Linked DNA regions of Homo sapiens: region 2 is linked to region 1. A link is an interaction called in ENCODE POLR2A ChIA-PET data of the cell type or tissue named here. Cell type or tissue: A673. All regions are shown on one strand. Links, peaks and the distances in the headings refer to the core of each region. The heading gives the core; the rest is flanking DNA.

The links. ChIA-PET counts read pairs that join two places held together with the same protein. Peaks named below come from ENCODE experiments on the same cell type or tissue, not always from the same donor. Only the 100,000 strongest peaks of a DNase experiment are listed, where the experiment ranks them.
Region 2: POLR2A ChIA-PET joins it to region 1 with 8 read pairs; 2 of 35 experiments call an interaction of 5 or more read pairs at or near these places.

The regions. Positions count from the first base shown.
Region 1 is chr6:97,583,364-97,591,017 of GRCh38, forward strand. All of the region lies in intron 1 of LOC101927314 (a long non-coding RNA gene), which reads left to right. Among named protein-coding and RNA genes, the nearest start is that of MMS22L, 300 kb to the left of the region's middle. In A673, for the core only: a CTCF peak has its summit at 3,186; a DNase peak (open chromatin) is centred at 3,198; H3K27ac peaks cover 1,448 bases.
Region 2 is chr6:97,765,976-97,773,629 of GRCh38, forward strand. No RefSeq gene overlaps it. Among named protein-coding and RNA genes, the nearest start is that of MIR2113, 250 kb to the right of the region's middle. RefSeq lists an enhancer at 1-850. In A673, for the core only: no CTCF peak of the experiment used is centred there; no DNase peak of the experiment used is centred there.

The DNA of each region.
Region 1 (7,654 bases), core at 2,027-4,526:
GGTTTCATAGTTTGAGGTCTTAGCTTTAAGCCTTTAATCCATTTTAATCCGTTTTGGTTTGGTTTCTTTATATGATGAGACATAGGGGTCTATTTTCATTCTTCTGCCTTTGGATACCCAGTTTTCCCAGCACCATTTATTGAAGAGACTGTCCTTTCCTCAATGTATGTTCTTGGCACCTTTGTCAAAAATGAGCTCACCATAAATGTATGGATTTATTTCTGGGATCTCTATTCAGTTCCACTGGTTTATGTGTTTGTTTTTATGCCATTACCATGTCGTTTCAAATACCATAGCTCTGTAGTAAAATTTGAAGTGAGAGAATGTGATTCCTCCAGTTTTGTTCTTTCTGCTTAAGATAGTTTTGTCTAGTCTGGGTATTTTGTGGTTCCATATAAATTTTAGGATTTTTTTTTCTATTTCTGTGAAGAATGTCATTGATATTTAGATAGAGATTTCATGAAATCTGTAGATTGCTTTGGGTAGTATGGACATTTTAACAATATTGATTCTTCCAATCCTTGAACATGGCATATCTTTTCATATTTTTGTGTGTCCTCTTCTATTTCTCAAAGCATCTTTCTTAATACTTATGGTTATATATTATAGATTTTGCTTGTGTATTTAAAATAGCTTCTTTTGTTGGTTTCTTATTGCTAACACGTGTAATGAAATCTCACAACTTCCTTTTGTTTGTAGGCTATCACAAACCATAAGCACAGAGATATAGATACCACCTATTTTGTTTCAATTTTGATGAAGTTAGTCTTAGGAAGTTGAGGAAATTCAGCTTTGGTCCTGAAAATCTAATCTGCAGAATGGTTATGTATTAATAACACCCTAGCAAAGAAATTCTGTTAAACAATGTCGAATGTGATAGACTTTTAATGGCAGCTTAAACATAGAATGGTAAATGCAGAAAATAACTAATCACTGTGATACTTTTTCAGTAATACGGTTTTGCTGAATTTTCTCCACAAGGACTGCAACTGTGGATTTGTATGTGAGTGGATTTACTTTTGAGCATTATAGAAGATAGACCTGTGTTGACTTTCTTATCTGCTGGTACTTCACCCTGCTTGTAGCCTCCAGCCCATGAAACATTTCTCTTAAATCAAGGTTAAAAAATAACTATTTTAGTTCTGAAAATGATAGCTATTTTTGATCTTATAAACCTTGATTCAAAACCTGAATATAGTACTTATAAACTTTCCAAAGTTGAATAAATGATTTAATTCTCTTGACCTCAGTTTAATCATCTGTGAGATAAGAAAAATAGTATTTACCCCAGAGAATTCTGTGTGAATTAAATGAAATTATAATTATTGTCAATTACAAGGTATTCTGTATTAGTTTTTTTTCTTGCCTTCCTCCCTCCATCTTGTCCTCCCTCCCTCTCTCCTCCTTTCTCTTTCTTCTTTGCTTTCTTTGTTTTCTTTCTCTGTCACTCATTTTTTCTTTTCCTCCTTCTTCTAATATATAATTCTCCAATCCAAAAATGTTTTCATAGTTACAATTTTGTATTTGATGATTATTTATATTATGTGCATTAAAAAATTCAACCCAACATTTATTGAACACTTCCTCTGTGCGAGTCACATTGATAGATATTAGGATTCAGAGATGAAATGAAGACAGTGTTCCTGCTTTCAAAGTGATAAAAACTGAAATATAAATTAACTAACAGTTACAATACAGTGTGACATGACCTGTTTTGAGCAGGAAGTGCTATGATATACATAGGCATCCAGGTCAGCCTGGATGGTCAGGGAGGCCTTTTTTTTTTTTTTTTTTTTTGAGACGGAGTCTTGTTCTGTTGTCAGAGAGGCCATTTGTAGGGGAATGCACCTCATCTGTTAGCTGGGAGAAGGAATGATCTAGGTAGATCAAGAAGGAAATCAGGCTGAGCCCAAGAGGGCCTAGCATGTTTAGGTACCTGAGAAGGTTAGTGTGGTTCTAACACAGGATGGGAAGGACCACGAAAGGAGCAACAAATAGGATAGTGTAAGTAGAGATGAGATGATAAAGGCCTTTGTATGCTATGTTTAGAGGTTATACCATGTTTTTCTATCTGTTCTTCATCTTTTAAAATTTTGATTGGCTCTATAATACATATATTATTCATGTGCTCTTTTGCCTGTCTCTTCTTTTCTCTAGATGATAATCTCTATAATGGTGATTCTCAAATTTGGCTACACATTAGGATCACCCATGGGAGGGGTTAAAGAAATTATGAAGCCTCAGCTCACCCCTACAGATTCTGATTAAATTGTTATGGTGGTCTGGGTAGGGCAATGTGATGTCTTTGATTGACAGTGACTGCTGCCTCAGGCAGTTTCACTATTCTTTTTGGACAGTTGAGTGTTCTTGCAGGGGTTTCCTCATTCATTCTTTCTTTTGTAACTGCTGTTGTCCATAAGTTGCTTGAGAGAACTAACAAAATCGTGTCTCATGTAACAAAGTTCCAACAAAATTTGGACCTACAACGATGAAAATAAGATTAGGAAGTCAAGACTAGTGGGGAAGAGTGAGGGTCCTCACAAGCAAAAGTTAAAAGTAAGAAAGGGTGAGTAAAATACTTGTTAATGTAAGTTTCTGAGAAAACAAACTTCTCCTTATGATTTAGCATTAGCAGACATTTGTGATCTGGGAACTGCTTTAGACAATGAATACTACGGTGGACATCTATATGCATAGACCTTTTCATGGTTTTTTTGAGTAGTATTTCCAGCAGAATTACTAGGCCTTGCAATTCTTTCTAAAAGGTTGTACTGATATACAATTGCTACCAGCAATGTAAAAGGACCCACTCCAACCCTAACAATGAAGCAGCATGCTAACTGTGCATTTTCTCATGGTCTCAGAGTACTGTGAAAACAACATTATACACAACAGGCCAGTTACAAAGGCTATCTTGGGGTAAAAGAGAAATGGAGAGTGAGTTGTGTGTGTGTGTTGTGGCATTCCCTCTCTCATTCCTCATGGAGTAGCAGAAGGGATATTTCTCCCCCTCCAGCAAAGCTGGAGAAGCTTTAAGAAATCTACTTTGAGAGGGGAAGTGTCTTATGTCCCCTGAAATTTAAGGGAAACAGGAACTGCTACCCAACCCAGGCCTGAGCAGTCCCAAAGTGACAGCTTGGCTGGTTAGATCCTGTGAATGTAGAAGAACTAGCTGAATTACCCACAGGGGGAGCTAAGATGCTTGAGTTTTCCAGCAGACCAAATGAACTGGATGAAGGGAAGCCAACTGTATTATCTTGAAAGAGATTCTGCTCTGGAAGATTCACCTTCAGGAGAAACAAGTCTTCTGGGTTGGGGGAAACTTTCCAATAGATAGAATATCCATACTGTGAAGCCTCAGAAGGTAGGGGACTGAGGAAGTTTGTCTTAAAAGCCAGCATAAGATGACATCCTCTGCTTTCAATGAACCAAGAAGTTTCCCAAAATGCCCTGGGAAAAAAACAAGCAGTCCTGATGTCAGAGACAGCTCATTAGCCATAGTACACTGTCCCTTTCTCTTAATTTACTCCTGCAGACCCAACTCTAGAGGGACCAAAATAGCAGCTAGAGAGTAGTTACAAAGAGGTGGAGTGAAGAAAATGTGAAGAAGCTGCTTATATTCTTTTCCTTCCTGTGGGTTTCTGAGTCCAGGGCAGGCCAAAACTGGAGGAGGGAAGAAGAATGTCATTAGCTGATGATCTGTAGTTTTGATATTAGACTGAATCGAACTTTTACTTTCTGCAAGTGACTGCAAATAGCTTTGAAATCTGATCAATCAGGAAAAGTGGTGGGAAATAATAAATTAATTGTTACCTGCTTGTGACTGATCCAGTAAAGTCTCAGTAAATACAACCATTACAACTTCAGAATATTTTCTCCTACACGTGCTTTTTATCTGAGTTACTGATTTTCATTGATTGGGAGTTCTAAGTGAATGTATATTAAAATCTGTTGATCTTTTCCTTCATTATTTTTTCTTTGCTTCAAATCTGAGAAAGTTATTCTTTCGTAGATCTGATATTCTATTCTCTTTTCTATTCACTTTTCATCAATGTATAAAAAACATTTAACAACTCTCTGAAGTTTACTTTGGCATGTAGTAAAATGTTCATTTAATTTAAATTATCCCAGATTACTATCTATAGCTGAAAATTGGCAATTTTTTATTCATTCACATTGTCCTTCTATATGTGAGTCTTACTGTTTTTTAAGGCCCACATACTTGGGACCTATTTATGTTTGATAAATTTGAAACATACTTAGAGATTTATCTTATTCTTGAGTCAGGCTGAAAGTGGCAGGAGGAGTGGGTTGTAGCTGGTGGGAGTGAGCTTAGCGTATTCTGAGCAGCATTTGGCTCAACTGACCACTCCTTCCTTTTAAAAATTGGGCCGATTCTTGCAAGAAGCCACAAAAGAGTTACTCTCTTCATTTTCTTCTACCTCTTTTCCCTTGTGTTTGCCTAGTTTTTTCCACTTCTATCACTACATGTGGGAATTCCTCTGGATTTGATTTTGAATCTGTGTTCCTTTTCTATGCTTTCTTCCCAGGAAACGCAACCACTAATAATTTAAAATATATATTGATGGCACAGTAAGATTAAGTCTTCCAGCCAGGCCCGGTGGCTCAAGCCTGTAATCCTAGCACTGTGGGAGACCGAGGCGGGCGGATCACGAGGTCAGGAGATTGAGACCATCCTAGCTAACACGGTGAAACCCTGTCTCTACTAAAAATACAAAAAAAATTAGCCGAGCGTGGTGGCGGGCGCCTGTAGTCCCAGCTACTCAGGAGGCTGAGGCAGGAGAATGGCGTGAACCTGGGAGGCAAAGGTCTCAGTGAGCCAAGATCGCGCCACTGCACTCCAGCCTGGGTGACAGAGCAAGACTCTGTCTCAAATAAAAAAAAAAAAAAAGATTAAGTCTTCCATCCTTACAGCTTCTCCATGCTCTAGATTCCTATGTCCAGTTGTCCCTCATTGTAGTAAATGACTAAAGTCATCTAACAAGTTGCTAACTCATCCTTGAATTTTTTCTTTACATTTTCTTCCCGCATTCAATCTATTTTTAAAAAGCAGTAAATCCCAGTGCAAAAATACTTCTATATATTTTCTCTGCATGTCTATTTTCACTGCTGTATTCCAAGCTGTTAATTTCTCCAGGCAATTTATAATATCCTAAAAGGCTTCAGGGCTCCCCTAGCTGTCTTATAGTACTCTATTCCTATTTTGATGGCATGTAACACAATCTGTTATTTTTTAATGTGTTTGTCTATTAACTTCCTGTTTCATTAGACTGTAAACTTACAAGGGCAGGAAACATATCTGACTTATTCTTCCCCATCCCCCAAGTGCCTAGCATGTTACTCGGTATATATTAGACTCCTTATAAGGAGAAGATAATTTCATTTAAAAATCATGCTATATTGAATTAATTTTCCTTTTCCATACATTTTTATAATTTTATCATCGGTAAAATTTTTCAATTCCTTGGGACAATTTTCTTAATCGGTATATGGAGAAGAAATCCAAAAGATCCTTTACGCAATTTTTGCTCCTATTATTTCCAAATTATTTAATTAGGTATTGATTTAGTACTTAAAAAGAAACTATTTTATTTTATCTCTCATTATTTTATTGATTATATATTTGTATGTGTTCTACCTCCCTCCAACATGTTTTAAAACCAGAGATTTCTTATTGGTATGTAAGTTTTCTTAAGATATGAAAATCCACATACATTATGTTATCTAATTTGTTGATTAAAGAAAACTAAAATAATTTTGTTGGTCCTCTAACCAAAATTTTTTATAGTTTTTTTTCTTGGCAGGATTTATGCTGTTTTGATAAAAAGTTTCATTGGTTGGCTTCTTTTTTTTTTTTACATATTAACATTTTGTGGGCCTATTTTATTCTCTAGGCTAGAGTATTTTTTCCCCTTTTCTTTCTTTTGCTTTTTTCTGATGTTATTTTTCAGTTGGTTCTTATCACTATTTCTATTGGATACCATCTGTTGTTTTGGTGACATGTTGAAAACTTTCCTAAGGATTCCTGATTTAAACTTCTTTTTCTTTCTGATGCTATATGTGGCTATAAGACAAAATGAACTTTGCAACTAATGCTATGTTTGACAATAGTTGTAATTCTTGCATTTTTCTCTACTCATTCTCTCTGTTTTATTTTCCTTGGTTAACTGGTACATTTTGAAATATTTCTTATGACTTACAATGCATCTTAAAAATTGGCTTTTAATAAAATCATTACACATGGACTACAATTGGTTTCATAAATTTGTCATTCATTCAATAATATTTATTGTTCATTTACTACACATCAGACAATGTTGTTAACATAAATGTTGTTCATATTGGCATCAGCTCATGGGGATATCATTTTAATTTAAACTTTTAAAATATTTTCACCAGTTTTATTAAGTTAAAATAACTGTAATTAACTTAATGAACAGTATTCATTTCTATTAGAATTTCAGTGTTCTAATAGCTCTTCTTTTCCACCACTGAGCACTGACTGACTGACCTGTCTTTTATAGATACAGATTTTCAGTTGATAGTTCTCAGTTAACAATAATTGCTGAGCCCTTATTATGTGCTCTATGTGGAGTAAAAAGCAGTTATAACTCCTCCCTCATAAAAACCAATTTGTAAGAGATAAGGTTCCAGTAAACAAATAAATATGCGATTACAAATTGTGATAAATGCCTTGGAGAAAATAAATAATGTGTATTGAAAGAAAATAATAGGAAAAATTACTTTTGTTGATCTAACTCCATATATTCAATTAAACCTGTTGCCTGAATTATTGACACACATTTTCCCATTGTCTACTATATATTTCCATTGTGTGTCGACATATGATACCTCAAACCTAACATCTTCTCTCTCTCTCCTTTCCCTTCCTCCTTATTCATATAGTTTATTGAAGCCAACTTTCTGCCAAAAAATTTAGTAGGCACTTTACAGATAAATTTTAATTGTAGGTTATTTATTCGTATTATCATGCCCATTTACTGATAGAAGAATCGAGTCTCATAAAATTGAGTCTCATGAACTAACTTTCTCTTGGTCAATCAGTAACAAATTTTCAAGCAGGAGTGCTGACTTGGGTCTCCTGATTAGAAAGTTCAGATTCTGTCTGCAATTATACCAGCTTCACAGCATTTATTGTGTACCAACTCTGTGCTAAGAAGATTGCATTTCTTTATGTAATCATTACAACCCCATGAGATAAATGCTATCTTCATCTTACATAAAATACTCAGAAATGTTAAATTACTCTCCATTGTCACATAGATGGTAAGAAACGGAGGTGGGATACGAGTCCAGATCCACTCCAGGAAAGCCCATGCTTTTTCCTGTTCACTGCATACTTCTATGATATAGAGTACTGTTTATTCCTTATCTTGCTCAATAAGGCCTTGAGGCCATAGATGAAGTATTTTTTATGACTGTATATGAAGAGCGCTCATTAATTGTCTATTAAAGATTGCATAGGTAGTTTAATAAGTTGAGTGCTTCAAATTGTATAAAATTTGCCCAAAATGATTTTATTTTTTATGGCACTAATAAGGTACCATATCCTTATTTACAGGCCATAATGTTTAAAACAATCTAACTTAGCCAGGCTTTTCACCCTGTAGAT
Region 2 (7,654 bases), core at 1,882-4,381, 180 kb after region 1:
GTATCCTCTATAAATGAGAAAAAGGACATTAATGACACTAATCTTAAAGCACTAAACATGCAAGAATAAGAAATTAAATTCCCTTTAAATTTTATGTTAGAATAATTATCCCCCTCAATGCAATTTGCCCATGTTTTATTAAAGCTTTATTATGTCAAGGTAAATAGAGGTTAATGCTGCTGTTACTTCTTCCAATGAAGTATTATCTTTAATCTTGCTTTAATAAAATAGTGGCAAATTGCACAGTAGGGGTAATCACCATGGGCTAATTTAGAGAGTTGTAAAATCCTTTACCAAGTATATACTGTAGTTAAAAATAGAAGTAGTCTTAAAAAAACACAAATTGCAATGTAACTTGGAGGAAGTTAAGGAGATTGCTATTCATAATTTCAATTACTTAATTAAATAGATGATTATTGAGTACCTACTATGTGCACTGTTCTGGCTGTGTCGAGGGTATGAAAGTATATAAAAATGGACTTTCTCCCTAAGGAGCTTATGATTAACTACTTGGGAAAATACATAAAAACAAATCACTATTGACTATGAAGCTTGCCATAGCAGAATTGTGAACATCCCTGCCATGGATTTTTAGAAGAGAGAAAGGTCACTTCAGGCAGAAGATCAAGAAGAGGTCATCTGAACTGAGTCTTGAAGGATGGTATAAAATGGAAATGTGTCAGAGGAAAGGGAAGGATATTTTAGGTAAGGAAATGGCAAGAGCAAAGGACTGGGGCCAAAGGGTACCAGATGTCCAATCAATATTTTCTTGCCAGGTTCAATCAGAGCTGAGAGTTGGACTGAAAGACCAGTCAGAGTCTATTACAAAAAGCCAGTTGAGAAGCAGAGAGGTCTTCTACCATTCTGGATTGGACAGCCTTAGCTGGAAAAAAATTTCGCTAGGTATATATAATATATATGAATATGTGCATATATTTATATATAATATATATAAAATCTCCCACATTACTGAGTTAATATACTATATACATTATTAAACATATGTACAAATAGAAAAAAGGATGCTTTTTGTTTTTTATCTTCACATTTCTTTTATGTATTTTTTAAAATTTTAATTTAATTTAATTTTAAGATCCAGGATACAAGTGCAGGATGTGCAGGTTTGTTACATAGGTAAACGTATGCCATGGCGGTTGGCTATACCTATCAACCCTTCACCTAGGTATTAAACTCAGCATGCATTAGCTATTTTTCCTAATGCTCTCCCCCTCCCCACCCTGCCCCCTGACAAGCCGTCGTGTGTATTGTTCCCCAGCCCTGTGTCCATGTGTTCTCATTGTTCAGCTCTCGCTTGTAAGCGAGAACTTGGGGTGTTTGGTTTTCTGTTCCTGTGTTAGTTTGCTGAGGATAATGGCTTCCAGCTCCATCCCTGTCCCTTCAAAGGACATGATCTCCTTCCATTTTTATGGCTGCATAGTATTCCATGGTGTATATGTACCACATTTTCTTTTTCCAGTCTATCATTGATGGGCATTTGGGTTGATTCCATGTCTCTGGTATTGTGAGTAGTGCTGTAACGAACATATGCGTGCACATATCTTTATAAAAGAATGGTTTATATTCCTCTGAGTATATACCCAGTAATGGGATTGCTGGGTTAAATGATATTTAATTTTATTTCTACCTCTAGGTCTTTGAGGAATAGCCACACTGTCTTCCCGAATGGTTGAGCTAATTTACATTTCCACCAACAGTATAAAAGCATTCCTGTTTCTCCACAGCCTTGCCAGCATCGGTTGTTTATGGACTTTTTAATAATTGCCATTCTGACTGGCGTGAGATGGTATCTCACTGTGGTTTTGATTTGCATTTCTCTAATGATCAGCAATGTTGAGCTTTTTTTCACATGTTTTTTGGCTGCATAAGTGTCTTCTTTTGAGAAATGTCTCTTCGTGTTCTTTGCCCACTTTTTAATGGAGTTGTTTGTTTTCTTCTTATAAATTTAAGTTCCTTGTAGATGCTGGATATTAAGCCTTTGTCAGATGGATAGATTGCAAAAATTTTCTCCCATTCTGTAGGTTGCCTGTTCACTCTGATGATAGTTTCTTTTGCTGTACAGAAGCTCTTTAGTTTAATAAGATCCCATTTGTCAATTTTGGCTTTTGTTGCAGTTGCTTTTGGCATTTTCATTATGAAATCTTTGCCGGTGCCTATGTCCTAAATGGTATTGCTTAGGTTTTCTTCAAGGGTTTTTATAGTTGTGTGTTTTACATTTAAGTCTTTAATCCATCTTGTTAATTTTTGTGTAAGGTGTAAAGAAGGGGTCCAGTTTCAGTTCTGTGCATAGGCTAGCCTATTCTCCCAGCACCATTTATTAAATAGGAAATCCTTTCCCCATTGCTTGTTTTTGTCAGTTTTGTCAAAGATCAGATGGTTGTAGTTGTGTGGTCTTATTTCTGAGATCTCCATTCTGTTCCATTGGTCTATGTGTCTGTTTTTGTACCAATACAATGCTGTTTTGGTTACTGTAGCCCTGTAGTATAGTTTGAAGTTGGGTAGCGTGACGCCTCCAGTTTTTTTTTCTGCTTAGAATTGTCTTGGCTATGTGGGCTCTCTTTTGGTTCCATATGAACTTTAGTTTTTTTCTAATTCTAGGTAAAGAATATCAGTGATATTTTAATGGGAATCTCATTGAATCTATAAATTACTTTGAGCAGTATGGTCATTTTCATGATATTGATTCTTCTTATCCACGAGCATGGAATGTCTTTCCATTTGTGTCCTCTCTGATTTCCTTGAGCAGTGGTTTGTAGTTCTCCTTGAAAAGGTCCTTTACTTCCCTTGTTAGCTCTATTCCTATTTATTTTATTCTCTTTGCAGCAATTGTGAATGGGAATTAATTCATAATTTGGCTCTCTGCTTGTTTATTGTTGGTATGTAGGAATGCTTGTGATTTTTACACATTGATTTTGTATCCTGAGATTTTGCTGAAGTTGCTTATCAGCTTAAGAAGCTTTTGGGCTGAGATTCTGGGGTTTTCTAGATATAGGACCATGTCATTTGCAAAGAGTGACAGTTTGACTTTTTCTCGTCCTATTTGAGTACCCGTTCTTTCTTTCTCTGGCCTAGATTGCCCTGGCCAGAACTTCCAACACTATGTTTAATAGGAGTGGTGACAGACAGCATTTTTGTCTTATGCCAGTTTTCAAGGGGAATGCTTTCAGCTTTTGTCCATTCAGTATGATATTGGCTGTGGGTTTGTCATAAATGACTGTTACTATTTTGAGGTATGTTCCATCAATACCTTGTTTATTGGGAGTTTTTAACATGAAGGGATGTTCAACTTTATTAAAGACCTTTTCTGTGTCTATTGAGATAATCATGTGGTTTTTGTCTTTAGTTCTGTTATGTGATGAATTACATTTATGATTTGCATATGTTGAACGAGCCTTGCATCATGGGGATGAAGCCCACTTGATTGTGGTGGATACGCCTTTTGATGTGCTACTGGATTTGGTTTGCCAGTATCTTATTGAGGATTTCTGCATTAATGTTCATAAGGGATATTGGCCTAAAGTTTTCTTTTTTTGTTGTATCTCTGCCAGGTTTTGGTATCAGGATGATGCTGGCATCGAAAAATGAGTTAGGGAGGAGTCCATCCTTTTGAATTGTTTGAAATAGTTTCAGAAGAAATGGTACCAACTCCTCTTTTACCTCTGGTAGAATTCATCTGTAAATCCATCTAGTCCTGGGCATTTTTTGGTTGGTAAGCTATTTATGACTGCCTCAATTTCAGAACTTGTTATTGATTTATTCAGGGATTCAAATTCTTACTGTTCAGTTTTGGAAGGGTGTATGTTTCCAGGAATTTATCCTTTTTGTCTAGATTTTCTAGTTTATTTGCATATAGCTGTTTATAGTATTCTCTGATGGTTGTTTGTATTTCTGTGGGGTCCCCTTTATCTTTTTTGTGTGTCTATTTGATTCTTCTCTCTTTTCTTCTTTATTAGTCTAGCTAGCAGTCTTTTTTTTTTTTTTTTTTTTTGAGATGGAGTCTCACTCTATTGTCCAGTCTGGAGGGCAGTGACACGATCTTGGCTCACTGCAACCTTCATCTACTGAGTTCAAGTGATCCTCCTGCCTCAGCCTCCCTAGTAGCTGGGACTACAGTTGCATGCCACCATACTCAGCTAATTTTTGTATTTTTAGTAGAGACAGCATTTCACCATGTTGTCTAGGCTGGTCTCGAACTCCTGACCTCAACTGATTCGTCTGCCTTGGCCTCCCAAAGTGCTGGGATTACAAGCAAGAGCCACCATGCCCGGCCCATGGTCTATTTTTTTGATTTTTTTCAAAAAATCCAGCTCCTGGATTTGTTGATTTTCTTTGGAAGGGATTTTGCTGTCTCTATCTTTTTCAGTTCCGCTCTGATCTTGTTTATTTCTTGTCTTCTGCTAGCTTTGGGGTTTGTTTGCTATTGGTTCTCTAGTTCTCTTAGTTGTGATGTTAGGATGTCAATTTGAGATCTTTCTAACTTTTTGATATGGGCATTTATTTATTAATTTATGACCATAGTTTTGTTAAGTATAAAATAGGAATAATAGTAACTATATAAATTAATTTGTGCAAATTCAAATGGGAAAACCATGTTTTACATCAGTTCTACTGGGATTATAAAGCACAAGGATTTAATTATTATGACATAGTAACTTTATAAAATGAAGTAATCAGAGACATTATTTAATTGGAAGGGCATAACTAGGATCAACATGGATAAAAGTGCTAAAAGGAAACAAATTCAAATCAACATTATAAGTATAATTCTTATAAGAACAAGTATACATTATAATTCTTAATTATTTTCACCCCATGTTCAAAATGAAACATATTAAAAATTATTTCTTGATTTGACCATGAAAAGTAAATGCCTCCCTTTAAGACTTAAGTAATGAATGAATAAGCTATTGAAGTTGTCTGTGGATAGTACAAATATTTTAACCCTAATTTGGGAATTACTACATGGTATATATTAAAAAATGTAAATACAGACCCTTCTTTCCCTAACTTATCTTTTGTTCAGCACAGCTTGTGCATCTGTACCTCATGATCAATATTTTCCAAGTATACTGTAGTTTTATACAATAATCTTATTAGATCATGGTATGTATTTTTAAGCAATACAGTATCTGTAATTTGAATCTAAAGCTTATTTATTTCTCAGGTAAAATATTTCTACTACATAGTGTCGTATAACGCAGAAGTACTAGTTTCTAGATTTTTCACCTAATCACCAGTATTCTTACACTGTAACAGTATTTCATGTCTGCAGGTGAATTGTAATTTCCTCAAGGACAGACACCTTATTTTCTATACTGTTTTACCATTTTGCATCTTAAAGCAAAATTAGAGACATATTTTCAGTGTTTCTCTAGCATTTTTTCTTTATGGAATGCTCTGGGATATTCAAGTTTGGGTTGTACAGTGAAGGATGAAAAGAATCAAAATGACTCTCCATTACTCAGGGGTATTTAGAAAAGTCAGGACTACAGCGTGACAGTGAGTTATGGGCCCTCTTATCTTGTGTTCTTGCTTAAGAAAAACTATTTAGTGAATGGATCCCACTTTTTTGCATATGAATAGGGTCACAATCATTCATGCAAACAGAAACATGCCGTCTTTCTTGGTGCTGACTTAGTTTTTCATCAAGCCTCTTCTCTTCTACTTCCAGACATGACATGCACTCTACTGTGTGGCATGATGGGCCCTTCTCAATAATCTGTGTAAGACAAGTTCATATCTTTTGTTGTAAAAAAATAACCTTTACACACTGATGAAAATGTTGTTGAAACATGGCACATCTTTAAGTCTCACACACAAGGTGAGAAGCACTACCAATTGACTCTACAAAAGCATAAACCAGAACATAATTTTTGCACTTAAAAACACTAAGACCTGAAATTAGGAAACTGTAAAACTGCAGAAGCACTCAAACCAACATACAGCTTTACTCTGAGTAATATAAGAGTAGAGGTATTTTAGACCTAATACACAGAGTTCTAGGTGTAATTCTGTTAAGCAGCTTTACATTTTGCCATTAGAACTATTTCCCCTCTGTGTTAAGCTTTAATATCCTTTCAAATGCATTAATGTGTCACCAGAACAGACTCTCACAGACTCCTGGCTGCTTTAAATATTTCCATTTTAATAACAGCTTCAGATCTTCACTCAGAGCTTTATATACCCCTTACTGTCACAGAGGCTTGTGAAAGACAGAAGGAAACAGCTCATCATCCACAAAAGTCATCCAATGTACAATTGTTTGCTTTAGAATACAACCCACATGAAAATTAAAGGGAAACATAATTTACATTTGATTTTCTCTACCCTTTGTGCTCATCTCTGAATACTTCTACAGACATTTTTGAAGTTCCTGTAAGGACGGCTTAAATTCTCTCTTTCTGAAAGTGACTGTAGTTTCATACTAAAAGAGTTAAGGTCCCTCTCTTAAATCTCAGAAAGGCAGAGTAGAGCCAAATGTTGTTTAGACCTTCATAATGTGAGGTGTTGCAATCAGATTTGCTATTAAGTAGCATGGGAGCTGAGAGGTAAGGAGTAGCACTTCACCAATGCAGCAGGGTTAAAACGTTTGTGACAGTGGTGATGGTTCTTCATGTTTGTCTAAAAGGAAAAGTGGGCATTTAATATTTTGTGTAATTTCTGACCTTACCGGTAACCACTGTCATGCTTCAGAGAAAGCCAATAATAATTTTGGGATTAAGGAACAGGGATAAGTTAAGGCAAACTAGAAGAAGGTTCCAGATATAATCTTGAAGACCTGCAAAAGTTTTCATTACAAAAATGAAGACAAAATTAGAACAGGCTAGAATGACTATGAAGACACAAATAAAATAAGGAGTTGGCGGGGTAGACAAACTGTCAGAAGACAGAGGATCCTGGGCACATTTTTTATTTTTTATTTTTTATTTTTTTGAGACGGAGTCTCGCTCTGTCGCCCAGGCTGCAGTGCAGTGGCGTAATCTCGGCTCACTGCAAGCTCCGCCTTCCAGGTTCACGCCATTCTCCTGCCTCAGCCTCCCGAGTAGCTGAGACTACAGGTGCTTGCCACCACACCCGGCTAATTTTTTGTATTTTTAGTAGAGACGGGGTTTCACCATGTTAGCCAGGATGGTCTCGATCTCCTGACCTCATGATCCGCCCACCTCGGCCTCCCAAAGTGCTGGGATTACAGGCGTGAGCCACCGTGCCCGGCTGGCACATTTTGTACTTTGCTCATATTGTTTATCTATGAGTATTGTGCCATTTAATATTACACCTTCAAAAAATGCGATTTGGGGCTAGGCGTGGTGGCTCACGCCTGTAATCCCAGCACTTTGGGAGGCCGAGGTGGGCAGATCACCTGAGGTCGGGAGTTTGAGACCAGCCTGACCAACATGGAGAAACCCCGTCTCTAAGAAAAATACAAAAATTAGCCGGGCATGGTGACGCAATGCCTGTAATCCTAACTACTCGGAAGGCTGAGGCAGGAGAATCGCTTGAACCCCAGAGGTGGAGGTTGTGGTGAGCTGAGATTGTGCCATTGCACTCCAGCCAGGTCAACAAGAGCGAAACTCTGTCTCAAAAAAAAAAAAAAAAAAAAAAAATGTGATTTGCCAAAGATGGTAAACTCTTTGTT